Regions from separate parts of the Homo sapiens genome. Here all the other regions are linked to region 5. A link is a loop called in an ENCODE intact Hi-C map of the cell type or tissue named here. Cell type or tissue: Calu3. All regions are shown on one strand.

Evidence for each region. A loop is a pair of places that touch in the nucleus more often than their neighbours do. Peaks named below come from ENCODE experiments on the same cell type or tissue, not always from the same donor. Only the 100,000 strongest peaks of a DNase experiment are listed, where the experiment ranks them.
Region 1: a loop joins it to region 5, with 2.9 times the contacts of the local background. A loop is called at or near these places in 2 of 110 quality-filtered maps.
Region 2: it touches region 5 in a loop (2.4-fold over the local background); 3 of 110 quality-filtered maps call a loop at or near these places.
Region 3: it touches region 5 in a loop (4-fold over the local background); 2 of 110 quality-filtered maps call a loop at or near these places.
Region 4: it touches region 5 in a loop (4-fold over the local background); 14 of 110 quality-filtered maps call a loop at or near these places.

What each region holds. Positions count from the first base shown.
Region 1 is chrX:96,536,023-96,541,022 of GRCh38, reverse strand. The region is part of intron 1 of LOC107985714 (a long non-coding RNA gene); the gene reads left to right. Among named protein-coding and RNA genes, the nearest start is that of DIAPH2, 150 kb to the left of the region's middle. In Calu3, no CTCF peak of the experiment used is centred here; a DNase peak (open chromatin) is centred at 2,482.
Region 2 is chrX:96,404,465-96,409,464 of GRCh38, reverse strand. No RefSeq gene overlaps it. Among named protein-coding and RNA genes, the nearest start is that of DIAPH2, 280 kb to the left of the region's middle. RefSeq lists an enhancer at 3,130-3,721. In Calu3, no CTCF peak of the experiment used is centred here; a DNase peak (open chromatin) is centred at 2,244.
Region 3 is chrX:96,750,339-96,755,338 of GRCh38, reverse strand. The region is part of intron 3 of DIAPH2 (diaphanous related formin 2); the gene reads right to left. Among named protein-coding and RNA genes, the nearest start is that of DIAPH2, 68 kb to the right of the region's middle. In Calu3, no CTCF peak of the experiment used is centred here; a DNase peak (open chromatin) is centred at 2,348.
Region 4 is chrX:96,370,878-96,375,877 of GRCh38, reverse strand. All of the region lies in intron 1 of LOC105373294 (a long non-coding RNA gene), which reads left to right. Among named protein-coding and RNA genes, the nearest start is that of DIAPH2, 310 kb to the left of the region's middle. In Calu3, a CTCF peak has its summit at 2,943 (motif pointing left); a DNase peak (open chromatin) is centred at 2,917.
Region 5 is chrX:96,682,649-96,687,648 of GRCh38, reverse strand. It overlaps DIAPH2 (diaphanous related formin 2), which reads right to left and starts at 2,807. Exons shown (of 27, transcript NM_006729.5): 1 at 2,459-2,807. The coding sequence starts at 2,590. RefSeq lists enhancers at 1,590-2,303, 2,304-3,019. In Calu3, no CTCF peak of the experiment used is centred here; DNase peaks (open chromatin) are centred at 1,748, 2,178 and 2,888.

The DNA.
Region 1 (5,000 bases), 150 kb after region 5:
CTCTATGTCACAAAATGGGAACATGTGGCGTTAAAAAATTAAACTTTGATCTAGGCTTCTTCCTTTCCTCTCCAGTAAATTCTATGAGTATTTTTAAAGGAGGAAAAACTAGGAAAAGCTTTTCTTTTGATGTCTAGGCACTATTTGGTTAGAATCATAGCAAATATGTTTTGTTTTTGAAGAAGCAGTATGGAATATTGTGTCGATGCTGTAATAAAGTATAGAATGTTAATGTGAAAATGTTAAATAGAGTTGTCAGACACTAATATTTTGAATTTGTAGTAAGTTTTGGTTAAATACATTTCTAAGATTAAGTGGTAAATTATGAGAACCAGGATTAACTCTGATCTGTAACATGTTCAAAGGAATACATATACTTGCAAAATAAAATGATTTAATTCTGTATAATTTCTCCATATGTTTCAGTTATTTTTTTTTCTGAGCAGGAAGAAGTACTAGAGCAAACTATAATCTGTTAGTAAGGTAAATATGAGAAGTCATAAAGTTTTTACTTCAAGATATTATTTACTTTCAAAGTTGAAACAATGCTGTGTTTTGTATTTGATAAGACTTAGACCTTGCTTCTTCTCTTTACGTGTAGAGAATTAGTTATCACAAACACTTGCTTTGGAGACTGGAGGACACAGAGATGCCTGAGTTTTTCCTGTTCAGTCATTCTGTTTCACAGTGGTTTCAGAGAGGAAATAATAACTGCTGCAATGACCTGGCAGTTTCTACTCCATGCAAGTCTAAGTAATTTGGAGGGGACACTGCATTCAGTCATTGTTTTGTGATAAAGAAGTACCTATATATTCAAGAGAAAAGAAAGTGGAGGCATGAATTCAGAGAATTATTTAAGCCCAATCCTCCATGTGCTGAATGAAAATCGCAGGCCCAAACAAAATTACAGGTATAGTTTTTGCCACTTTTCATAGGAAAGCATAATATGAGGCAATGTATTGAAATAAACTGTAAAAAGGCCTCAAGCAATTGAGGTTGGTCATTAGCTTTTTTTATAGGGAAATTCTCTATTTGGGTTACAGTGTCAAGGTTATCTTTCATCTGGAAAATTTTGTAATTTTGCATTGAATTAGAGGCTGTTACTTATTTTTAAAACTAGTGTATGCAAATTATGATTAAATTCCTGGGTATTTAATCTTTTGAATATCATTTAAAAAATAGAAATGATGGCACACTGAGATAATAATTAACTCATTATGAATAATTTATTTTATAGCTTGAAACTCTGCATAAAGCAAGTTGCTGTTGCCTAAATTTTCAGGCAGATTCTAGTTAAGATATCAGTAAGTTTGAGCCATGTATGTAGTATTATGTAGTGAGAAATATTTATAATGTGGATGCTAAAAATTCCCAGCTTGAAACCCTAAAAGAACTATGCTGTCCAAATAGTGTTTTCTAATACAATAAACAGCTTTTGCCTTCCTGAAAAACAGGGCAACTAAATCTGCTTTGACTATAGGTGGCTTTTATATTTTAAAAATTTACAGCAATTATAATTAATCTTTTTTAAGCTGGAGAGTGAATATAATCATCTTCTGATTACAGATTTTAAATAATGGAGGCCATTAGACATCACAGAATTTTCCAGGTTCAAACAGCTTGTCATTCATAGATGATATTAAATTCTCATGTCAAGGATCCACTGTTTGCCTATTTATTTATTTTATCCTTTTGCATTTTGTTGCTTCAGAATTTACTATGTGCCAAACAATATTCTAAGCATTTACAATAATCCTGTAAGGCAAGCACTGTTATTATCTCCATTTTATGGAGGAGAAGTGTGGTATAGTAGAAATAGTACTGTATGGGTTTAGCATCAAACAGACTTGGTTGAATCCTGAATCCACCACTTACTAACGATGTGGCCATAGGCACTTATTGTGTACTTATGTTGTGAACTTCAATTTCCTTTAAACAAAATGAGGGAAGATACTACGTACCTCACAGGGTTATTGTGAACATTAGATAGGAATACAGGAAATCACTTTACCCAGTTTCTGACAAATAATAAGTTTTCAATATAGTTTAATTTCCTTCCTATTCCCTTCAACCTTGTGTTAGTCAGGACTCTTGGTTACAAGTGATGGGAACCCACATCAAATGGACTTTAACAAAAACGAAAACGTTGGTTCATTTAACAGGGAAATTTAGGGGTTCTACCAATGTCAGTAGAATGTCTGTCTCTTGGCACTGTGTTCCACTGTTTTGGCTTATTTTCATGCAGACTATCAATCTAATCCATTTAAAACCTTAATCGGCTTTTTACCAATTTGCATCTGGTCAGCGTTACGGGCTGGTAACCAAAGACACATATCTCCGTGAGTCATGGTGTTGTAGGAAAAACCGGTTCTTGTCACACGACCAGGAAAGATTAGGCTCGCAGGCACTTTGAAGGGTGAGGGGTAACAGAATTTATTGGGCAAAAAGGAAAAAGGAAAAACAACACAGCAAAGTGAGATGAAGTCCTGCTAACAGGCTCTCCACCTCATCGATTAAATTCCAGGTCACCACACAGGAACAGGAAAGGCCAGGCTCCTCCCCCCTGCAAATGGTGCGAACTTTCCTGGCTCCACCCTGTTCTTCCAGTGCGCAGGCCGGTTGGAGATTCTCCAAGGACTCTTTTATGCTTGGCTGTTTCAATGGCCCTTGAATCTGTGCCTCAGAGTTTCTGTCTTTAGGCAACAGACCTAGGGCTTTGACCATTGACTCAACGCTTAGTTAAATGGCATCTGTCTTGCTCATTCTTGGGATAATACAAGTAATAGTAGGTTAGGGTGTGGTGGAGATAAAGTTCATCTGTCTCTTGCCCGTGGCAGAATCCCAATGAACTGTTCTTTAAAATGCAGGTAGTTGTGCTCTTTGTCACACAGGAAATGCACAGGATAAAGTCATAGGTAAGGAGCTAGGGGATTAGTACCAGTCTTATCTCTTGTGATATATCCTGTTTTGTAAACTTTACTCACATTAAGTTTAGCTTGGAGCAGAGTATACAGCACTTCCAACCTGGTAAGATTCATGGTTATCTGTCAGTCATTTTGTATTGCTGGCCATAAGCAGAAGGTGTCTCCTTATGTACTTTCAGACACATAAGCTTGGGCCACAGCTTTTATCTTCCTGATAGGCACTTATTCAAGATCAAAAGCAGTAATCAATGAAATTCAATAACCTGAAGTATTTATATCAAGTACCCAAAGTCTGAATCCTAGGATACAATAGGAACAGTTTAATAAGCTACTGCAAAATAGAGCTTGCCTATTTTCCAGCTGGAGACAAGAGAATCTTTAATGTCCTGCATTCTAATCACAATCGACCAGTTCCACTTTTGTGATATGTTACTTTTCAGTACCACTCTTCTAGATATCAATATCAATTTTTTTGCGATAGGGTGTCACTCTGCTGCCCAGGCTGGAGTGCAGTGGCACAATCACGGTTCACTAAAGCCTTGACCTCCCTGGGCTCAGGTGATCCTCCTACCTCAGTGTCCCAAGTAGCTGGGACTACAGGCACACACCACTATGTCTGGCTAATTTTTGTATTTTTTGTAGAGATGGGGTTTGGCCATGTTGTCCAGGCTGGACTTGAACTCCTGAGCTCAAGCAATCCTCCCACCTCAGCCTCCCAAAGTGCTGGGATTACAGGTGTGAGCTGTCGCTCCCAGCCCAGTATCAATTTTATGAGCGGTCTTTGGGTTTCAAGGGACAAAAACCAATTCAAACTTGTTTATTGACTTACATGATGAAGATGTTCTGGAATGGCTAAATCTAAAGGTTCAAATCTTATCATGAGAGTGCTGTACCTCTCTAAGCAAATGGGCAATTAGCATACCGAATGATAAAGTTAGCTGTAGGGTGCCATGCTAGAACAGAATAGAAAGCCAAATAAAATTTCTCTTTTTCTTAAAAAGTTCCTAGTATAGCAGGAAACATATACATATAGAGACATCAGTCTATATAACCTGTAAAACCTTAAGGAAGAAGAGCATGAGAAGTGGTCTTTGAAAAGGAAGATAAATGGAGAAAGAAATGGAGCTTTCCTAGAAATATAGCCAGCCGAAGAGAAAGTAGAATTATATACAGTTCATATATAATTCAATTCTACAGACATGCCATCAGTGTATATTAGTTTGCAGAGAGATACAGATTTATACAAATGTTTGAAGCAAAGTACCATTTAGCGAATTTTTGAAACACTAAAATCTTAAGTCCTTAATTCATTGAGTCATTCAGTAGATTGACTGCCTATGTTATGCTGGGTGCTATGTTCTTTGAAGCCTCACTGAGTCTTTGAAATAAACCTTTTCACAGTAGTTGGTAGTTTTTATAATAAATAGGACTTTCAAAATACAACCTTTAACACACAAATATGAGATGCCTCCTGAGCTGAAATGCTAAGTTTTGTTTTGATGATGTTTTGCTGCAATCTTCCAAACTTCCATTTAAACATATTTCCTTTAATCATAAAGATGATGTCAAAATTCATTCAGAAATGTCTTCAAAATTCTCATTAGCACATGAAGAAAATTTTCATTGATTTGATTGAAGGAAAAGGCGAGCACTTCCATACATATTCTTGAAAGGGAAGATAGAAGCCTGCACTCCAACTGATGAAGGCCAACTATTGAGTTTTACTGATCTTTCTTTTTCCCTAAAAGGGTTACTTCTCTTTTCCTCAGTTTGCTTTCTTCTACCAAAGAGTAACAATGACTTATTCTGTGATTGAGAACTAAACAGCCAAGCTCTGACCTGAGCATAGAGGGAGTAGGGCTTGCCATGTAATGTCTAGCTGTTACTTACACTTGGCTTTTTGCTTGCATTTCTTTGTGGCAGACAAATAAGTGATACAATCTTTCTGAAAGCTTTCAGAATGTCCCAGAGGGCTGCCTTAGAAAAAGCCAAATCTCTGCTGAACTCAAGAAAGAAAGCAATTTCTGTCCATGTGAAAGACGGAGAGAGTAGAACAGTGTATTGACCACTGTGGGG
Region 2 (5,000 bases), 280 kb after region 5:
TCTGGGCTGGAGTGCAGTGGCACAATCTCAGCTCACTGCAAGCTCCACCTCCTGGGTTCAAGGGATTCTTGTGCCTCAGCCTCCCCAGTATCTGGGATTACAGGTGTGCGCCACCGTGTCTGGCTAATTTTTTTTTTTTTTTTGTAACCACCCAATGGGTTTACCTTGCCCGCTGCCTAGACAGAGCCGATTTATCAAGACGGGAATGGCAATGGAGAAAGAGTAATTCACACAGAGCCGGCTGTGCGGGAGAAAGGAGTTTTATTATTACTCAAATCTGTCTCCCCAAACATTTGGAGATCAGAGTTTTTAAATATAATTTGGTGGGTAGGGGATAGAGAAGTGGGAAGTGCTGATTGGTCAGGTTGGAGATGGAATCACAGGGGGTCGAAGTGAGGTTTTCTTGCTGTCTTCTGTTCCTGGGTGGGATGGCAGAGCTGGTTCAGCCAGATTACCTGTCTGGGTGGTGTTGGCTGATCTGTCCAGTGCAGGGTCTGCAAAATATCTCAAGCACTGATCTTAGGTTTTACAACAGTGATGTTATCCCTAGGAGCAATTTGGGGAGGTTCAGACTCTTGCAGTCAGAGGCTGCATGACTCCTTAACCTTAATTTCTAATCTTATAGCTAATTTGTTAGTCCTGCAAAGGCAGACTGGTCCCCAGGTGAGAAGGGGGTCTTTTTGGGAAAGGGCTACTATCAATTTTGTTTCAGAGTCAAACCGTAAACTGAATTCTTTCCCAAAGTTAATTCAGCCTTTGCACAGGGATGAACAAGGACAGCTGAAAGGTTAGAAGCAAGATGGAGTTGATTAGGTATGATCTCTTTCAGTGTCATAATTTCCTCAGTTATAATTTTTGCAAAGGTGGTTTCATTCTTAGTAGAGAAGGGGTTTCGCTGTGTTGGCCAGGCTGGTCTCAAACTCCTGGACTCAAGTGATCCACCCCACTTGGCCTCCCAAAGTGCTGGGATTACAGGCATGAACTACCACACCGGGCCTGGGAATTTTATTTTAAAACCTAAAAGACAGACCTTTTCAAATGCTGCTGTTCTTTACTGGACTGTTAACAGTTCCTTATTTGATGGTTTTGCTGGTGTATTAAGGACCTGGTGCAATCAAGAATATTCTGTGTGTTTGCTGGCTGATAGCATAATTATACTAAGTCATCAAGAGACTGTTCTGATTCTAAGGGTAAAAATCCCTTTCTTTAGCTACCACAGGATTGACATGCTTCATTGTCCATTATTCATCATTCTTTTGCTTCCTCTTATTTACAGTCTGGATCAGGAAATGTCCGCCTGGAGATGCTACTGCACATACTTAGGCATCTTGGTGGTTTTGTCTTGATTTTTATTTTTTATTTGCCAAAGAGTTACCTAACTAGAGTTTGATGGTTATTCGAGGTTGTCTTCAGAGGCTAAGTCACTTGTCCAATTCCTGGTGTTTAATTTTTGGGTTTCTTTTGTTGTTGGTGTTGTTTTTTGCCTATGGCTAAGGAGGTCTTTCCACAGTAAATAGATATACAATTCACCAAACACAAAAACAGTCAAACCTGCTGGTTTTCCTCAAGAGGGTCGATGTTTAATTTATTCCTTAAGAAACTTTGCCTTATATTTCTCTCCCTCCTCCTCAGCCTTTTCTTCCTCTTCCTTATGTTTATGGAAAAGCTCAAGCAGTCTTATGTGTTAATAGGCAAGGCTGAGGGCAGAGTTCTGCCTCTGAGAAATGTTTACTCTGGAAATACACAGGAGACATTTGTTTGGTCTGACTCATCCAGACTGGGCCATAAGCCATTTTGGGCAAAAATGAGATGTCTTAAATATTGATGCTTGTCCAGACTAAATTTTATGTTTAAAAAACAAATAAACATGGCCATTGCAACCTCTTAATTAACCACTATTTACCAGTCCACTAATATTTTGATAGTTATCTATCCTTCTAGAGATACACATAAAATTCGTAAACGTAATCGGTTTTCATTATTTTCTCCACAAATGGTTACTCTTGAGAAGTAGCTATTTTCAAGACTTCCATGGTCTCCTCAAATAATAATGCTAGGGAAAATCAATTTATGCATTTACCCATCCCAAAGCTGTTCATGTCTGCGTTGGGGGAGTTGAAGGTATGGAGGGAGGAGAATGCAAATAATACCCTGACCCTGCTTTGTCAGCTTGATCTAATCTTTGCTCTTAAACCTCCCTGCAAATCTGCCAGAAATCGTGAGGGAAAGACTCTGATCTCCTGTTCCTCCCTCTGGCCAGTAGCCCAGGGCTGCTATCATACCCCGCCTCTCTGATTAACCATTGTTCCACTTGAAACACAGAAAGGGAAAAACTAGTTGGACTACTTTGATGCTATTTTTTTAAACTTACACTAAACCTAGTGGAACTCTTCTTTTAATCCATTTATTTATTTGTGTAGTCAGTTATTCTTCACTCATTGTTATATAGAATATACTCCCTACATGTTCAGCAACAGGTTAAATGTAAAGGAGCAGTAATGGGGGACCACAGGGTAGAGGGGTATTGTTGACAAGAGAAAGGACAAGGAATAGAAACAGAAGTCTTCACTATCTTAAAATCTAGCTTGGGGAAAAATTACATACCCAAGTCAAATAAATTAAAGCAATTAAGAAGCAAGGGGAAAAATGTAATATAATAGAACCAGCATACATGAGTGGTGAAAGGGATGTGAGAGCCCACAAACGTTTAGTTCAGTTCAATATTTGAGTAAACATTATGTGCTAGATCCTGTATTTTAAAAAAACATGACAGAAAATAAGATAACAGTGGTAACAATCTGGAGGCAGAGACAGTTAACTTTCTTGCGAGGCACATTGTAGTGAATGTTTTAAGATCTACACAGTACCATGGGGGGGAATTATAGAGGGAGAAATTAATTATGTCTGAGGGGGTTGTAACTGCCCAAGGGGTTCTTCCTGCCTGCTGCCTAAAGACTATGGCACTATAGTAGAGAAAGAGTTTAATAGACATGAGGCCGGCCACCTCAGATGAGAGATGGAGTTCCTACTCAAATCATCTGGTTGGAACCTCCTAGTTTGGGAGTTTTGCAAAGGCAGTTTGGGGGAAGGGGTGGGGATGGACGGGTAACAGGTGCTTGCTGCTGATTGGGTAGGGCTGAGATGAAATCTTAGGGGGTTGAAGCTGTCCTCTAGTGGACTGAATCCCTTCTGGATGGGGCCACAGGAGTGCGGTTGGTGGGTCCATGTGGAGCGATGGATGTCAGACATGCAAAAAAACTGAAGAGATATCCCAAAAGGTCAATCTACAATAGTAGTATTATTTGTAGGAAGAATTGGGGAAGTTGCAGATCTTATAACTTCCAAAATAATGGCTGACAGTCCTTTGTGTCTGCACCTTAGCAGGACTCAGGGGCCCCTCCTCCCCTCAGCCTGATGGCCTCCTGTTAGCTTTACAAAGGTGATTGAGTTTTGGGCAAGGCCTATTATCATTTAAATAATAGCCTAAAGGTCTTCCAAAGTGAGCTTGGCCCAATAGCCCAGGAATAACTAAGGGAAAGGCAAGATAGGGAAGGCAGGGTAGCTCAGCTTATTGTTAGAATTTTTCTCACTGATAATAATTTTTGCAAAGGCAGTTTCAGGGTTAGGAAAGTTCTGGATAAGAAGTGCGGTTTGACCTTGGCTGTGAAGGATGTATGTCATATTTTATAGGTAGAAATGGTTAGTCAGGGGAGGTGGCAGTGTGGGGAAGTGCAGAGTGTGAAGTATGGGGAGTATTCAGATCCTTTGCTGTGTTTCAGTCATAACACATGAGGTGAGGTGCAGGTGGAGGTCAGATGGAAAGACAGGCTAGATGTGAAGGCCCCTGAAAGCAACACTGAGCAGCTGGAACTTTATTTTCTAGAAAATGGCAATAGTGGTGATTTTTGAAGAAAGAAGTAAGGTGAACAAATCTATCGTTTAAGAAGTTAACATTGTGGGCCGGGCGTGGTGGCTCACACCTGTAATCCTAGCACTTTTGGAAGCAGAGGCGGGTGGATCACCTCAGGTCAGGAGTTCGAGACCAGCCTGGACAACATATGGAAATCCCATCTCTACTAAAAATACAAAAATTAGCCAGGTGTGGTGGCGCATGCCTGTAATCCCAGCTACTTGGGAGGCTGAGGCAGGAGAATCGCTTGAACCCAAGAGGTGGAGATTGCAGAGATCGCGCCATTGCACTCCAGCCTGGGTGACAAGAGTGAAACTCCATCTCCAAAAAAAAAAAAAAAAAAAAAAAAGAAGTTAGCATTGTGGTTAAGAGCTAAGTGCTCTGAAGTCTGACAAAATTGGATTTGATAAGTTAATATCTATTGAGCTCCTACATTCCAGGCACTGTTCTAGTCACCTGGGCCATAGTAGTGATGAGTGTTGGCAAGTCCTCTGCTCTCATGGTGCTTACTCTTTAGCAGGGTACAGGAGAGACAGAGGACAGTAACGACAACAACAAAATACATTTTACAGATAGCTTTAGATGGTGGTAAGTGCTATGCAGAAGATGGAATTAGTGAGGTGAATATCTGAGGCAAAGACTTCCAATAAAAGGGAATAGCTGATTTAAAGGCCTTATGTGGGAATGAACTTGATGCGTTTTAGAAACAGACAGAAGGCTGATGTGGCTGGATTGAAGTGACTAAAGGGCTGACATGCAAGAGATTAGGATCTAGAGGAAGGTAGGGGTCTGATTATCATGTCTTTGTAGACCAGGGTAAGGATTTTGTTTTTTACTCTAATCATATCAGGAAGCCGTTAGAGGAAATTTTAAGTAGGGTTTGACATGACATGATTTAGATTTTTAAAAAGTTAGTTCTGCCTGATAGGTGCTGAATTTGTAGGGGATGTAGACAGAAGTGGAGGACTATGTGTATGTTTTAAAGTTAGAACAGGCAAAACTTAATTGAGATCTATTGTTTTCTAGTTATTTCACCTTGAATAAATTACTTAACCTCAGCTCAGCCTCAGTGTTCTCATCTGTAAAAAGG
Region 3 (5,000 bases), 68 kb before region 5:
GTGGAAGACAATCCTCAAAAGTAGACAAATTGCATCTATCTATTGAATAATAACTTTGTTGACAGCAAAAATCTATATTTGCAACCACTGCAGCAACTCCTATGATGATTCATTCATAGTCAATACCTATAAATTTTGTGTATATATACATGACCTTTCTTCCTAATTATCTGGATCACTGTCCCTATCCCCACTTTTCTATCTAATGTTATTTCTCATTTGGATATTTTACTTGTTAATGACTTACTAGAAGGCAGAAGACATCTTTTTCATCTCTCTCTCATAGGCTCTGGCATTGTTGAATCACAGTAGAATCACAGAAACTAGGTTGGATAGCACTCATAATGTGGTCCACAGATGCTCATCTATGTTCTGTATCTATTTCCTTTTTTTTTTTTTTTTTTTTTTTTTTTTTGAGGTGGAGACTTGCTCTGTTGCCCAGGCTGGAGTGCAGTGGCCTGATCTTGGCTCACTGCAACCTCCGCTTCCCAAGTTCAAGCGATTCTCCTGCCTCAGCCTCCCAAGTAGCTGGGATTACAGGCACGCACCACCACACCCAGCTAATTTTTTTGTATTTTTAGAGACAGAGCTTTGCCAGGTTGGCTGGGGTGGTCTCAAACTCCTGGCCTCAAGTGATCCACCCGCCTCGGCCTCCCAAAGTGCTGGGATTACAAGCGTGAGCCACCACACCCAGCATATGTATCTATTTCAACTGACAGTGTACTCCCTACGTCCTCAGACAGCCCCACTCATCTTAGGGTAGTTTAATTTTTGCCAAATTTTTCCTTCAATGATTGGACATGAAATATGTACAACAAAATAATGTGTGTTAAGGTGGGTGGCATGACCTTTTTTCTTCTCTTTTAAAATTCTGAATCACTTATTTACTGAACACATACTACACACCAGAAACTATGCTAGGCTGTCTAATCTGGTAGACTGTTTTTATACTCAAATTACATATTATTTATAAAGCACTTAGAACAATGCCTGATACTTAGTAAATGCTATATATGTTTGTTGAATAAATAATTTATGGTCCAGTAGTAACAAATAATTCTAACTGAGGCATGTATCAGATTCTTTGGAAACACAGGGCAGATGGAAAGGTCAGAGAAGTCTTCACCAGGTTGTGGGTCTCAAAGGATGAAAAAAATCTGACTGGAAGGAAGGAGACCGGTCAGGAAACTCTAGCGGTCATGTGTCATTTTTTGCTGCTCAACATCACTTGAACATACCCTCTACAATTTAATACATCCTCACATTGTCAGTCCCACCTGACAAAGGTAGAATCCATAAAAACTACATTTGTCAGTCTCCCTTTTAACTAGAGTGCAGGCATGTGGCTTAGTCTCCACCAATAAAATGCATGCATAGGAGGTGTAGATTTAGAAGTGAACTATGTGAGGAAGCAGGCCACGAATAGGCCATTCATTTTGCTGATGTAGGTGGCAACAGAGGTGATGTTGTTACAGAACTGATGGCATTAACTGTGTCTTTTTCATTAAGACATTTTGATCAAATAGTTCTGGGATAAGAGCTCCTTAATTGGAACTGTATTTCAGTTGTGTGGTTCTGGAAGTTAGTCCTATAATGTTATCTAGAGCCTGTTTCTGCAACTCTGTTAATTCAAGACTACGTAATATCCTCTAAAATTATATTCTATTTAAACCTGCCAGAGTGGATTTTTCTTATGTTCAATAATTTGGGCTGAAGTAATTTAAGTGACTAGAGATAAGAGTCGAACTAAGAAGAAAACTCAGATTGGACAGAAGGAAATTAATTCAAGAGCCACATAAATGTTATTTGAAGACCACATTCCTTCTTTCAGGCTAAAGTACTCAACTTATCTTCATGTAACATGGGTTGGTGTCCACATCTCTCTCTCTCTCAAATACTCTGTGGTTTAACAAATGCAAGGTAGGAAAGAATGTCCACCTCCCTCACCTTGAAATACTTACACCTCTGTTAATTCACCCTCTTGATTTTATTATCTTACTGGCCAAGTACATCATTCTGCTGACTCATATTGTTTTTGTTTTCATCAAAATCCCTATGTTCTGCTCACATATGCTGGGCTATGTCTCTATTGCCTAAAAAAATTCTGGTTAAATTTCAGTCTCCTGTAAATGTGGTTATCATCAATCCGCAACCTCCAAGTAGAATCAACTCTGGAACAGTGACAAGATTAAGTGTCTGTATTTGTATACTTCACAGCCTGGCCTAAGAGTGTGGTGGCGTCACCTTTGGCAGTCTCTAGGTAGAGAGTTTCTCTGCTTCCAGTGACATTTCTACATTACCGTGTACCCATTCAGTTTTTAATGGCACACACTGCTGATATCACGCCATCACAGAATTATTTTGTAGGGAGGCAGGCAGGACAATAAGAGCAATGTAAGATTATACACCTCAGAGGAATGTTGTCAAGACTGGGTGTGATCATGCATGACAAGCCTGGTGTATATTAACTAGCTTTCAAAGAATGCTAGCTATTAGCGTTATCACCTCCCAACCTCAGCCTTTTAACCGCTTTTCATCTTACCCCTTATGTTTTAATAATGTTAGGTTGTTTGTAGTTTTGCTACATAAACTGTGTTGTTACACACTCATTATTTTGCTCATGATGCGCTGTTCTCCCTGCCTGAAATGTGGTCATCTTTACCATCCTCTCCATCTGTTAATGCCCATCCTTGCCCCCTCCAAATTCACATCTGGCTATTATACTTCAAGACTGTGCTCAACCACTAATTTTTCAGGAAGACTTCTCCTAAAGCACCTGATTTGAAAATAATTACCCTTATCCTAGTCTTCCATATTAATTCCTTATGTGTCACTTACATTGAAATTATGTGATAAATCTATCTCTTCTAAACTCGAAGCTGAAAATAGGAACTTACTTATCTTTGTACTCCTAGCAAAGAGCATAATTCCTGGAATGCAGTAAACATTTAATAAATATTTGTTGAACCAATGTGATATTTAAGACCTTTTCTTTAAATATATTAACTTGCTTTAGAATCAGCAACAGTTTTTTATACTTATAAATTTGCTGCATAGGTTGATTGGAAATGAGTATCATTCATGTGAAAAGACCATAATGACTCATTTTATTCTATAGAAATAAGATACATTCTACTAATTAGGCAGCTAACACTTCCAAATCATTAACTCCAGATCCATAATACAATAATAAAGCTAAATAGAGCAATATTCATAATTCAATATTAACTCTAAACAGCGTAATTGAATATGAAACTATTTCTAAACATACTGATTTCTTATGGTATTCAAAACAAAAGCAAGCTTTTAGCATGTTTAACATTTGATATATCTATAATACATGAGAAAAAATGTAGTATTTTGTGATTTTAAAAAACACTGAAGTCGGCCGGGCGCGGTGGCTCACGCCTGTAATACCAGCACTTTGGGAGGCCGAGGCGGGCGGATCACGAGGTCAGGAGATCGAGACCATCCCGGCTAAAACGGTGAAACCCTGTCTCTACTAAAAATACAAAAAATTAGCCGGGCGTAGTGGCGGGCGCCTGTAGTCCCAGCTACTTGGGAGGCTGAGGCAGGAGAATGGCGTGAACCCGGGAGGCGGAGCTTGCAGTGAGCCGAGATCCCGCCACTGCACTCCAGCCTGGGCGACAGAGCGAGACTTCGTCTCAAAAAAAAAAAAAAAAAAACAAAACACTGAAGTCTAGTTGACCATTTATAATGTTATTTTTATTATTTTTTCTTTATTATTATTATTATTTTTTTTGAGACAGAGTCTCGCTCTTCCACCCAGGCTGGAGTGCAGTGTCGAGATCTAGGCTCACTGCAAGCTCCGCCTCCCGGGTTCACGCCATTCTCCTGCCTCAGCCTCCCGAGTAGCTGAGACTACAGGCGCCCACCACCACGCTCGGCTAATTTTTTGTATTTTTAGTAGAGACTGGGTTTCACCGTGTTAGCCAGGATGGTCTCGATCTCCTGACCTCGTGATCCGCCTGCCTCGGCCTCCCAAAGTGCTGGAATTACAGACTTGAGCCACCGCGCCCAGCCTATAATGTTTTTAAAGCCACATTTGTAAATACTAAACCATTTTTTTATGCTTCTCATATGCCATGATACAATTTCCTATTATAGACAAATTCCTTCACTTCAGCAAACATTATATTCTTAAAGCTATTACTGAGAAGCCATAAGAATAGGATCAAATGAGAAGGTCAAAAGTTGAACCAGCTGCCTATTCATTCATTTGTATTCTCATTCATTCATTCTTCAATTCTCAGTCATTCGTCATTTTTCTCCGCAATAATTAGAATGTTATACTCAAATCCAGTACCTTAGTGATACTTTGTAAACTTAATGATATGTGTTTAGAAGCTTCTCATGAATTTTCTTTAATAACAACTGACAAAAGGTACCATGGCATTAGAGAAACACTTGGTAAAAGCAGCTGAAACAATCCATGCAAAACAACATGGCAGGAAGCTGAAGTACATTTCTTTGTCAGCAAATACTGACGTATCAGAAGACACGTATAGATCATTACTGAAAATTTGCTAAAGCAAGTATTTAAGCAATTAGTGTAGGAGGTTTACTATACAGTTGGATAAAAATATAACCTTTTTAAAAACACCTCACCTTATAGTATTTGCTAGATTGTTTCCATAATGACATATATAAACTACTTTTCTTTGTGTCACCGTTAGAACAATTTAACAGAGAAAACACATAACCAAAATAAATGATTTATTTAATAAAAAGAGGTTTTGTGGAAAAACTATGAGGGAAGGATTCCTGAGTCAGGTAAACCTACACGTAAAATTCAAGGCCATTGCAAGAAGTTGAAACTGAAGTATACAGAATACTACAGAGTCAAGAAGATTGTTCTTCTTTAAATAAAAGCAAGATATTTCAAATACAATAAAATATTTACAATATTTTGAAATGAAATAGGAAGTTAACATGAAAACCAGAGATATTTCTGGTTATTTCAAGATAAAGTATTTTAA
Region 4 (5,000 bases), 310 kb after region 5:
GAGGGGCATAATAAGGTTTTTTATCATCTAATAATTTAACTAATTTGAGTTTGACTTGCTTTGCAAATATGGCCCAAAGCAGGGGTGCATCCAGGTATTGTGGTACCTAATACTTAAACACTTTAGAGAAGGGATCTTTAAAAAAAGAATAAACATTGGCCAGGCGCGGTGGCTCACGCCTGTAATCCCAGCACTTTGGGAGGCTGAGGCAGGTGGATCATGAGGTCAGGAGAGCGAGACCATCCTGGCTAACACGGTGAAACCCCGCCTCTACCAAAAATACAAAAAATTATCCAGGCATGGTAGCAGGGGCCTGTAGTCCCAGCTACTCGGGAGGGTGAGGCAGGAGAATGGTGTGAACCCGGGAGGCGGAGCTTGCAGTGAGCCGAGATCGGGCCACTGTACCCCAGGCTGGGCGACGGAGCGAGACTCCGTCTCAAAAAAAATAAAAATAAAAAAAATAAACATTTACCAATAAAAAATTAGTGAAGATTCTTAGAAGGGACCTGGGCAAGTTGGGGGACCTAAAGCTTCATTAGTTTCATGGTAAGTCTGCCTGTGGGCTAGGGTAGTGATGAACAACCTTTAGGGTGCAGGGTGCATTAAATGTATGTGAGTGGTATGTTAAAAAATGTAGATTCTTGGGGCCCATGCTTCAAGATTCAGATTCAGTAGATCTGAGTTTGAGCCCTGGAACCTTGGAGCTTTTGTGGTCTGAGGTATCTACCTATATTTCACACTTTGAGAAACATGGTACAGCACAGAGAAGGCACCTGAGGGAAGGAGCAGGACCTTATTCTCCAGTGGATGGTTAAAGGTTTCAGTTATGCAAGATAAATAAATTCTGGAGATCTACTATACGGCATAGTGCCTGTAGCTGACAGTACTATATTGTATATTTAAAATTTGCTAAGAGGATAGATCTTAGTGATCTTACCAGAAGAAAACCTCCCCAAACAAATGAAAAACTCCACAGCACAATAATAATAAAGGAGCAGGGAGGAAACTTGGAGATAATGAATATTTTTATGGTCTTGATGGTGGTGATAGTTCCATGGGTATATATTTGTCCCCAAATTCATTGAGATGTAGACATTAAATATGTACAGCTTTTTATATGTCAATTCTACCTTGACAAAATGGTTAGAAAAATAGGAAGAAGAAGCCAGAGATAACTTTTAAAGAAGGCAATGGTCCTCATGGCTATGCGACTCTAGAGCCACATCCACAATCGCCATTCCTACTGCTTCTTCATGTCTTGTTCTTCTCTGCATGAAATATACACATTCTTTCACATGCCCACAAAATGAATATGTCACAAAATGCCTAAATTTAGTGAATTGACTTATTGCATCTATTTATTTTGCATATCCAGGACAATGCAAGAGAAAATGCAGGCTTTTTTCATAAAGAAGCATTTTCATTATTGAAAAGAGGACCTATATGTTATATGGTAGCCACATTTCTTGGAAAATTGCAAGAAGGACAGATGAGATCTTTGACATTAACCCTCTGCAAGGGTAGTCCTTTGCCCATATATAAAGGGGAGATGAATGTTTGGGCAGGAAGAGGGACAGAGGGGCAATGTGGCTGACTTGTGGTCCAAGATATACTCTTCCACTCTTGGGGGACTAAGATCAACAGAGAAATATTTCTGTTTAGCTGGTTTCATAGTAAGAACCACATATGATGAGAGACTGTAGTTACTATACTTTATTATCATATAATACTCTTATACACAAATATGAGCTGCATGCCAGAAAGTCTTTGTATTAGTCAAGATTCTCCAGAGAAACAGAGACAATAAGATTCTTTTCCTTAGGATATGTATGCATATAGAAAAATTTTTTTCTATATGCATACACATCCTATTAGGAAAAGAATTAACTCACATGATTATGGAGGATGGCAAGCCTAAAATTTAGAGTGTGGGCCAGCTGGATTGAGACCTAGGAGAGCTGATATTCCAGTTCCAGTAGGAAGGCTGGCAGCCTAGAGACCCAGGAAAGCTGATGGTGCACATAAAATCTGAAAGCAGTGTGCTGGATAATTCATTCTTGTTTGGGCAGGCCAGTCTTTTTGTTCTATTGAGGCCTTCAACGGATTGGAAGAGGCCCACCCACATTACAAGGATCAGTCTGCTTTATGCACAGTTCACTGATTTAAATGTTAACTTGATTCAGAAACACCTTCCAAGATGACACATACAATTAAACATCATAGTCATATAAGTCATGGTTTTCTCTATTTCATTGTGGAGGACACAATGTGTGGGGCAATGGGCCTCCTCTCAAGGCATCCACTGGAGCCAAGCACCTGCCATATGGAAACTTTCTATCATTGGCAGAGACCATCTGTTTTATTTTTGGGCATTCGGAAACCACCTAGCAAAAGAAGGTCCTAAACTCTTGAATGGTTTCTATTTCTGAGATTATATAATAAGCACTTGCATGCTTCCCATCACTCACAGTGCTGAGGGTGTCCATGAGACTATTTCCTAATTCCTACTTTTCCCCCAACCCAAGTATGATTTATCCTCCTTATCAATACAATGTCGCTTTATTTTCAGATTCGTCATTGTGCAGTTTATCACACTCCATGCTGTAATACAGGTAGTTCTGAATATGTTGTAGCCACCTGTCCTTCCTTCCCCCTCTCCCCACCACTAATTTATGAGCTACTTGAGAGCAGGTATTGTGGGTCACTTATCTTCATGTCCCTCATTACATCTAGCAATGAGCCTTGCTCACAGTAGGTGCTTAAACGGTATTGGTTGAAATTAGTTGGATTGCATTTGTGGGGCTCTAAAATAGTTCTGACCAGCGCTTACTTGAAGTAAATTGGAAAATAGTTTTCTCATAAACTATAGCCTGACAACCAGAGCCCTAGCATTTCAAATCTTGATCCTTGTGTTCCTGTAGCTCCTCCTAGTGGGAAGGTTGCAAAATTTCTTGGCTGCAGGATTACTGCAGCCGAGTTATTACTGCTAGAAACAACAGGAACCACCACCAAACGAAACATAAACCCTTTGTAGGAAATATATATAGTTTAAATTTTTACCTTTTTTAAGGTTTATAGCTGGGCCCAAAGTTTCTAAAAGGTCTATTCAGCCTCTGTGAGAAGCAACTGGGGTTATTTTCGGAGATGTAACCCATGGGTATTGATATACACCACGGCATTCCTTGGTAGCCAAGCATAGGGCTAAGATGAGAACTATTTGGCTACTTCTTAATATTTAAGTGGATGAGCAGCAAACATCTTTCTCCGTCTTCCTGAGCTCCATTCTGCAATTGCAGTGCAGCAGGACGACAGTGCATTTACTGTGGCATGCTGTTGGCCCCATGCACTTCCCCCTTTCCCCCATAGATCTCGGCAGTGCCTTCTGCTTTGGTCCTGACAGGTAGGTCAGTTGGTTTCAGTCTGCCTGGCTGATTTATGCTGCTTTAGGATCCCTTAAGCCTATGCTTCTGGTAGCCTGTACTTCAGATAAAAGTGTTTTTGATTTTTGCATTTCTCTATAGAAACCATAGCCTCTTTTCTTTAATCCCAATGTTTTCAGGGGATGTCTGGGCATTATGTATGCATGTTTAATGATTCATACTCCTAGGATTTTGAGTTTGTTTTTAACTGAACTGTATCTGTTCTCTTATAGAATTTTAGAAGTATTAAAAATAATGTAATAAGCCTTTGCAATGTCTGTTTTTAGGAGGTTGATTGCAGTAATTTTTTTAAACCAACTGATGCACAGTATACAGTACATTCCCCAAATCTGTTGTATATAGGGTAAAAAAATCTTCAAATGGAAAAATCTTCCTTCTTTGCTGTGAGCAAAATAATTAACTATTTGACCACTGATCCATACCAGTGAATGTGATGCCCCTTAGCTTTTCTGAGGTTATGCATAACTCTTGTCTATCCAGCTTCATAAACTGTGGAGTAGGCTTTCTGGAGACAAAGATCTGAGAGTGAACATTATAACATGAATCAGCCCTAGCTACAAATTTGATGTAGTGTTTGCTGGAATTGACAGCAAAAGACAACATTAATCCACATACTAGTGCAGCAGTGGTTTCATTTCATCCCTCTGCAACTACGTGACTTGGAATATATTTGTGTTTTCATTTTATTTCAGTGCCTTTGAGCATACAGTATGGTACCTTTTTTGAGCCATGACATAGGTTTGAAGCAATACAGTTTATACCTGTGCAGTACTCCTCATTAGAGAAGTGTTTCTCGGTTAAGATTGTTGTCTCTCTACCTGGAAACATAAAACATAAAGTCATACTGTAAGGATAAAGACTATCAATGTATGGTTGGCTCAGTTAACTGGAACCTCATGTTCACTCTTCTAGGTATATTCTGCTTTGTCAGAATCTCTTATGTGATCTTGGACAAGGTATATGATTTCATTTTCTACTCTTAGATTAATTATGTGGGATTTGATTGTATGTTGCTATATTTACCCTGGAGTTAAATATGTGTTCTCCTCTTCATTTAATCTAGTGATTTCACATTTGATTACCAAGAGATAATTAGAGATGGAAGTTCTGTGGTTGCTGGGAAACCAATCAACGATTTAAAAAATTTTGTTACAGATTATTATACCCACATATTTATTGGCAGAAGATAATAATTTAATAATTTAATTGGCAGAAGAAAAACTAGAAGTGGCATTTTTTTCAGGGAAAAAATCCTCAAATTGGCTAAATCTCTTCTATCACAAAGCTTTTTTAAGAATAATGGGGGAGTGAGGGAAACTTATAAACCACTGATTTCTTTACTCTTCTCTAGACACATATTTTTAACCCCAAGGCTCATCTGCAATTGATACCTGATATTTTTCTTATATACACACTTTTCAGTGTGTTGACAACAGTTTTAACAAAAAGTACATGTAAGTATATGTGCTATTATTAGTTTGTGTTAATGACTAAGCTACAATCACGCCCTGAACATTTTGTCAAGTTGTGTTTGAGGGGTCACTGGGTTCTCTCGTATGT
Region 5 (5,000 bases):
GACCAACATGGTGAAATCCCGTCTCTACTAAAAATACAAAAATTAGCTGGGTGTGGTGGCACGTGCCTGTAATCCCAGCTACTCAGGAGGCTGAGGCAGGAGAATCACTTGAACCCGGGAGGCAGAGGTTGCAGTGAGCCAAGATCGCGCCACTGGACTCCAGCCATGGCAACAGAGCGAGACTTCGTCCCAAAAAAAAAAAAAGAAAAGAAAATATGTGTTCCATTTCCATTTTTCCAGAATTCTGAGGAACTAAATGAAAACAACCAAACTACACAAGCCTTATACCTTATGAATCCATTATACTGGAGCGACTGAATTAATTTTCCTCTGTAGCGGAAATTTTAATCTATGTAGACATTGAGTAGTTAACTTCTTTTTTACCACTAGAAGAATTCGTTTCAATATCAATCACCTGTGTGGTCAATGCCATTTCCCCTTCTTCCCTACTCAGTAACTTAGAGTGGAATCAACTATTCTTTCCTTTACTTTCTATCTTTTGTAATGCCATAGTTCTTACTCTTCTATAGGTAATGGATGCCTTTGAAAAACTGATGAAAGCCATGGGGCCCAGAAAAATAAATGTACCCATATACACTCAAATATTTTCATACAATTTCAGGAGTTTAAGAACCCCTATGCCCCAAGATCACCTACACAAATAATTTCTATCACCATATGGCTCTCTTTTATAATCCCATACCACAACTCCTTTACACTCATATACACACACAAATTAAGGACTAGTTCAGAGATTATTAACATAATACTCAAAATAAAAAAATTTCATCTAAGTAAAGTTGTATCTTACTAGCAAACTTCTAAGAATCCCAGATGAATTCTTTCCTGAAAAGCTTACTAAATCTTACTGTTTGGTCAACTTGCTTGCCTTAAAATGTGCCACAATGTCTTCCTAAATTTGTTTTTGTTAACTCTGACACATCTGCTTGTAAAATCACGTAAGGCTCAAAAGTTATGTTTGAGCAAAAAAAGAAAATTCATGTTAATATTAACAAACTCTTGGATTCAAATCTTGTTCTACCGTATCAAGCTATGTTCAACACGGAACAGTGAAGTTAGCTAGGAACCGGAACAGTGAAGTTAGCTAGGAACTGAAAATGATACGATCTCATAACTATCTAGTTACCTTGTCAAAGCAAGTAAAACATAAAAGATGAATCAGGACAAATGGCTAAAGGGAAGAGAAGAATATAATCAAGGTGTTACTACTAACAGAGATAAGTGTTTTTTTTTTTCTCGAAAGCATACTTCTTAAAAGTGGCAGATTCTTGCTAGACGTACCAAACCATTTGTGGAAACTATCAGTTAACTTTTTACTTAAATTTTTAATCACTGATTAAACCACAGTTTTGTACTGGATCCAAACCAAATGGCCAGATGCCATAAGAAACGGCTTTATTTATATGTCACCCTCTCCTTGTCTATTATAATCAAGTTGGTAGTTAAAGCTGAAATCTATACATTCAACATGTGGCTTGTGCTTCGGATCTGGACTAAGAATACAGCTCTAAGGAGTATCTGCTGAATTTGTACAGGAAAACCCTTTCCCCTCACACCACCCAAATTAGAAAGTTTACAAAAAGCGGAACCCTTCTGATGAGCTGAGGAAACTCCAGTATTTCCCAATGCAATACCAGGCCTCATCGATTTCATTCCTCTGCACATTCAGTGGCAGGAAATGGACTGCTACCATCGGTTCACACTATCAGCACGGTGAGATTTGCACAGTTTGTGCCTACTGCTTTTGAGCGTTCTTAATCAACTAAGTGGAAGTACTGTATGACTATGCCTATTACACACACTCGACAGTTGGTGGTACCTCACCCAGCCTCAAACTCCCACGCGCCCCCACCCTTCCAAAGAAACATTTCTTGGGAGAGCACATGGAGAGAGGCAAGGAGGAGGAAAAAGGCACGTAGGCGCCTCTTCCTGAGATTTCTGGTAAAGTAGAAAGACTGGGAGCATAAATAGTGTTCTTCTTGATTTGCGAAGCTGTAGGTGGGCTCCCAAGGACTTGGAATAAAAAGGAGGGAGGTTCCCCTGCCCCGGACCCTACGCGTTAGGAGGCAAAACAGCAACTAACAAGAAGTGGGAGGAGAATGGAATCGCGCAAAGGTTTGCGCCCACAAGTTAGACAAACAACAGCCCTACCCAGTACTCGGGGTGTCCCCAAGTTGGGGCTGGGCCTTTCTCCTTCCCGCACCGCCTCCCGGGCTGACAAGAGTGAGAAAGGGGTTAAGTAGAGAAGGGGGTGCTCTTCCGCCCCCACGCCGTCTCCGCGCCTCGGCGTGGCCACTCCTTTAGCGGCTCCCCGAGTTGCACAGCGAGGTCGCGGTCATCCTTGGGAGGGGGCCCCGGGTGCCCCCGTGTTCAATGGCAGGAGGATCCCGGGGCTCTCCCTGTCCCTAAGGCCGGCGGGGGCTGCGGGAGCACTCACCAATTTGGGTTTGTTTTTCGTTTCCTCTTCATTGGCGGCCCGGTTCCCCGCGCTCCGCTTGTTGCTCCGGCCCCCACCGGGTTCCTCGCTGCCGCCTCCCGCTCCCGACGCCGCCGCCCCGGGCTGCTCCATCTTTCTCCGGCCCTGTCACCTGTGCCCTGTAACCCCACCTCTCCTCAACTGAGAAAGCACCTCGGGGCGCTCACACTGCCCCGCGCTGACTCGGCGGCACCTCTTCCTGAGGGAGAGAGTGTCTGCCCGGGAAGCTGCCGATTTCAGGCCCCCGGGACTCCAGGCTCCCAGGCACCCCCGACGCAACCACGCCGTTGCCACTACTCGGCGCTGGGGCAAGCCCTGCCCCTGAGCAGTTGCAATTACCACGGTCGCCGCCGCCCTCAGGGCGGTGTTTAGGGTGGAGGGAAAAGTAGGTGCCTATCTCTTTAAGAGGGCCTCAACACACGTGATTCTTCAAAGTGCCCGCATCGGCCGCCCGGGCGCGCAAAGCTGCTTCCTACTCCCGCAGCCGAGCCGGCCCCAGCTACTGAGCATGCCCGGCGCGGTGACTGGAGCCTAACAGAGCACTTTCAGCTGCGGTTAGGCACTGATTTCACTTCCTAGTGGCCCAGCGAGAACAGGGAGGGAACTAGTCAAGAGAAAGGAAGGGTAGCCCATTTTAGAGATGGGGAAACTGAGGCCCGGGAAGATCCGCCTGTAAGTTTCACTGGCGGGTCAACCTGAGTATCAGCTTTCACTTCTGTGGGCCACAGCACCTTCCCTCCCTGAGGCCTCTCCGGGGGTGTGGTCCTGCTACAGTCTGTGGAAAGACTTGATTGGCAAGGGAACTGGCATCCTATAGGAAAACCACCGGGAGTGCTGATTAATTGCCTCGACAGACTGTGTGTGGGTCAGAGTGGAAAGAGTGAGTGCTTTCTGTTGTCGTGATTACGTTGTGACCGAAGAAATACAGTTGTTCCTTTATTCCCTTGCTGCAGGGTTGTTGAAGCAGCAGGCGCCCACCGCTTAATCCCTAGGGGATTGTTAGGTTCTATAACCAAAACACTTACATACAGCTAGCAATTGAATTGAGTGCTATTTTCAGGTTCCCGAACTAGTTTAGAGTTGTTGTGGGGAGTGAATAAGATCATGTGTGTCAAAGCTTTGTTGTAAATGAAAATCCCTAGACAAATGCTAGGTGTTTTTGTGCAGCAGCAGGGCACTGTTGGGACGATAGTCTTAAGTCCTTGCGTCATACCTAGCATTTTGTCCTCAGGACAAAATATAGTACCCACACTGTATTTCTTCCATCCTCTTTAAATGATGCCCTTTAAAAGTAAAGGTACACACTGAGAACATTAGACGGGGTGGGTAGGATTTGAATGAACCACCATCATAGAATAGGAGCACATATGCTAGGAAAGCTACCTATAAAGTAAATTTAAATATGAAATCTATAAACATGCCATACACCTATTACTGAAGATATCTCCAGACTATGACTCCTTTTGACCTTCTCCCCTTCGGCCTAAATTTAATATGCTGAATGGAATTTGTATCTGAACATATTTATTGAGAGTGCATTAGGATGCATTTGACCATGCTATAGGTGCAAGGAGACAGCTAACTTGGGCAGTAGAATGAAAAGAACACCAGATATCTGAAAACAGCTTTAATTCTAGCTTTGTCATTGTCATTAACTTTCTTTTTTTTTTAATTCTGAGACAGAGTTTCCCTCTTGTTGCCCAGGCTGGAGTGCAAAGGTGCAATCTCAGCTCACCGCAATCTCCACCTCCCGGGTTCAAGCGATTCTCCTGCCTCAGCCTCCCAAGTAGCTGGGATTACAGGGACCCACCACCACGCCCAGCTAATTCTGCATTTTTAGTAGAGATGGGGTTTCTCCGTGTTGGTCAGGCTGCTCTCAAACTCCTGAGCTTAGGTGATCCGCCTGCCTTGGCCTCCCAAAGAGCTGGGATTACAGGCGTGAGCCACCGTGCCCGGCTGACTTTCTTTTTAATCATGGAGGTGTGACTTCTCTACTCCTAAGGTGGCAAGCTACCAAAGGACAGCAGAGAAGAGGGAATACATGCTCCCAAACAGGGTGCTCAAGGAGCCCCATGGTAACTTTGCTTTGTTGAAGTTCCCGTTTTACTTACTTAAAGTTTAGTGTATATTTTGAATTCAACTCACTACATACACACACACACAAACACAATTTATATAAATGTCTCCTCTCCTGAAAAATTGAGTCAAAATGGGTGCTTCAGAAAGACATGACCTGTTTAGCCAATGCGTAATTCCTGTTTGTGCCATAGGTGTGGTCCATAGCTGAGGGCCCTCCAAGCGCAAACATGGTTCAGTAATCTGCCCAGTAGACATTTCTTCAGCTCCTTAGAGTACACTAGGTGATACAGAGTGTCATGAGTAAGAAGGATGAAGATGACACAGTTTCCGCCTTTTAGAACTTCAGAGCCTACTGGGAGAGACAGACCATTAAAGAACTGCACTGCACTATAACAGATATGAACAGGAAGCCTTTGAAGCACAT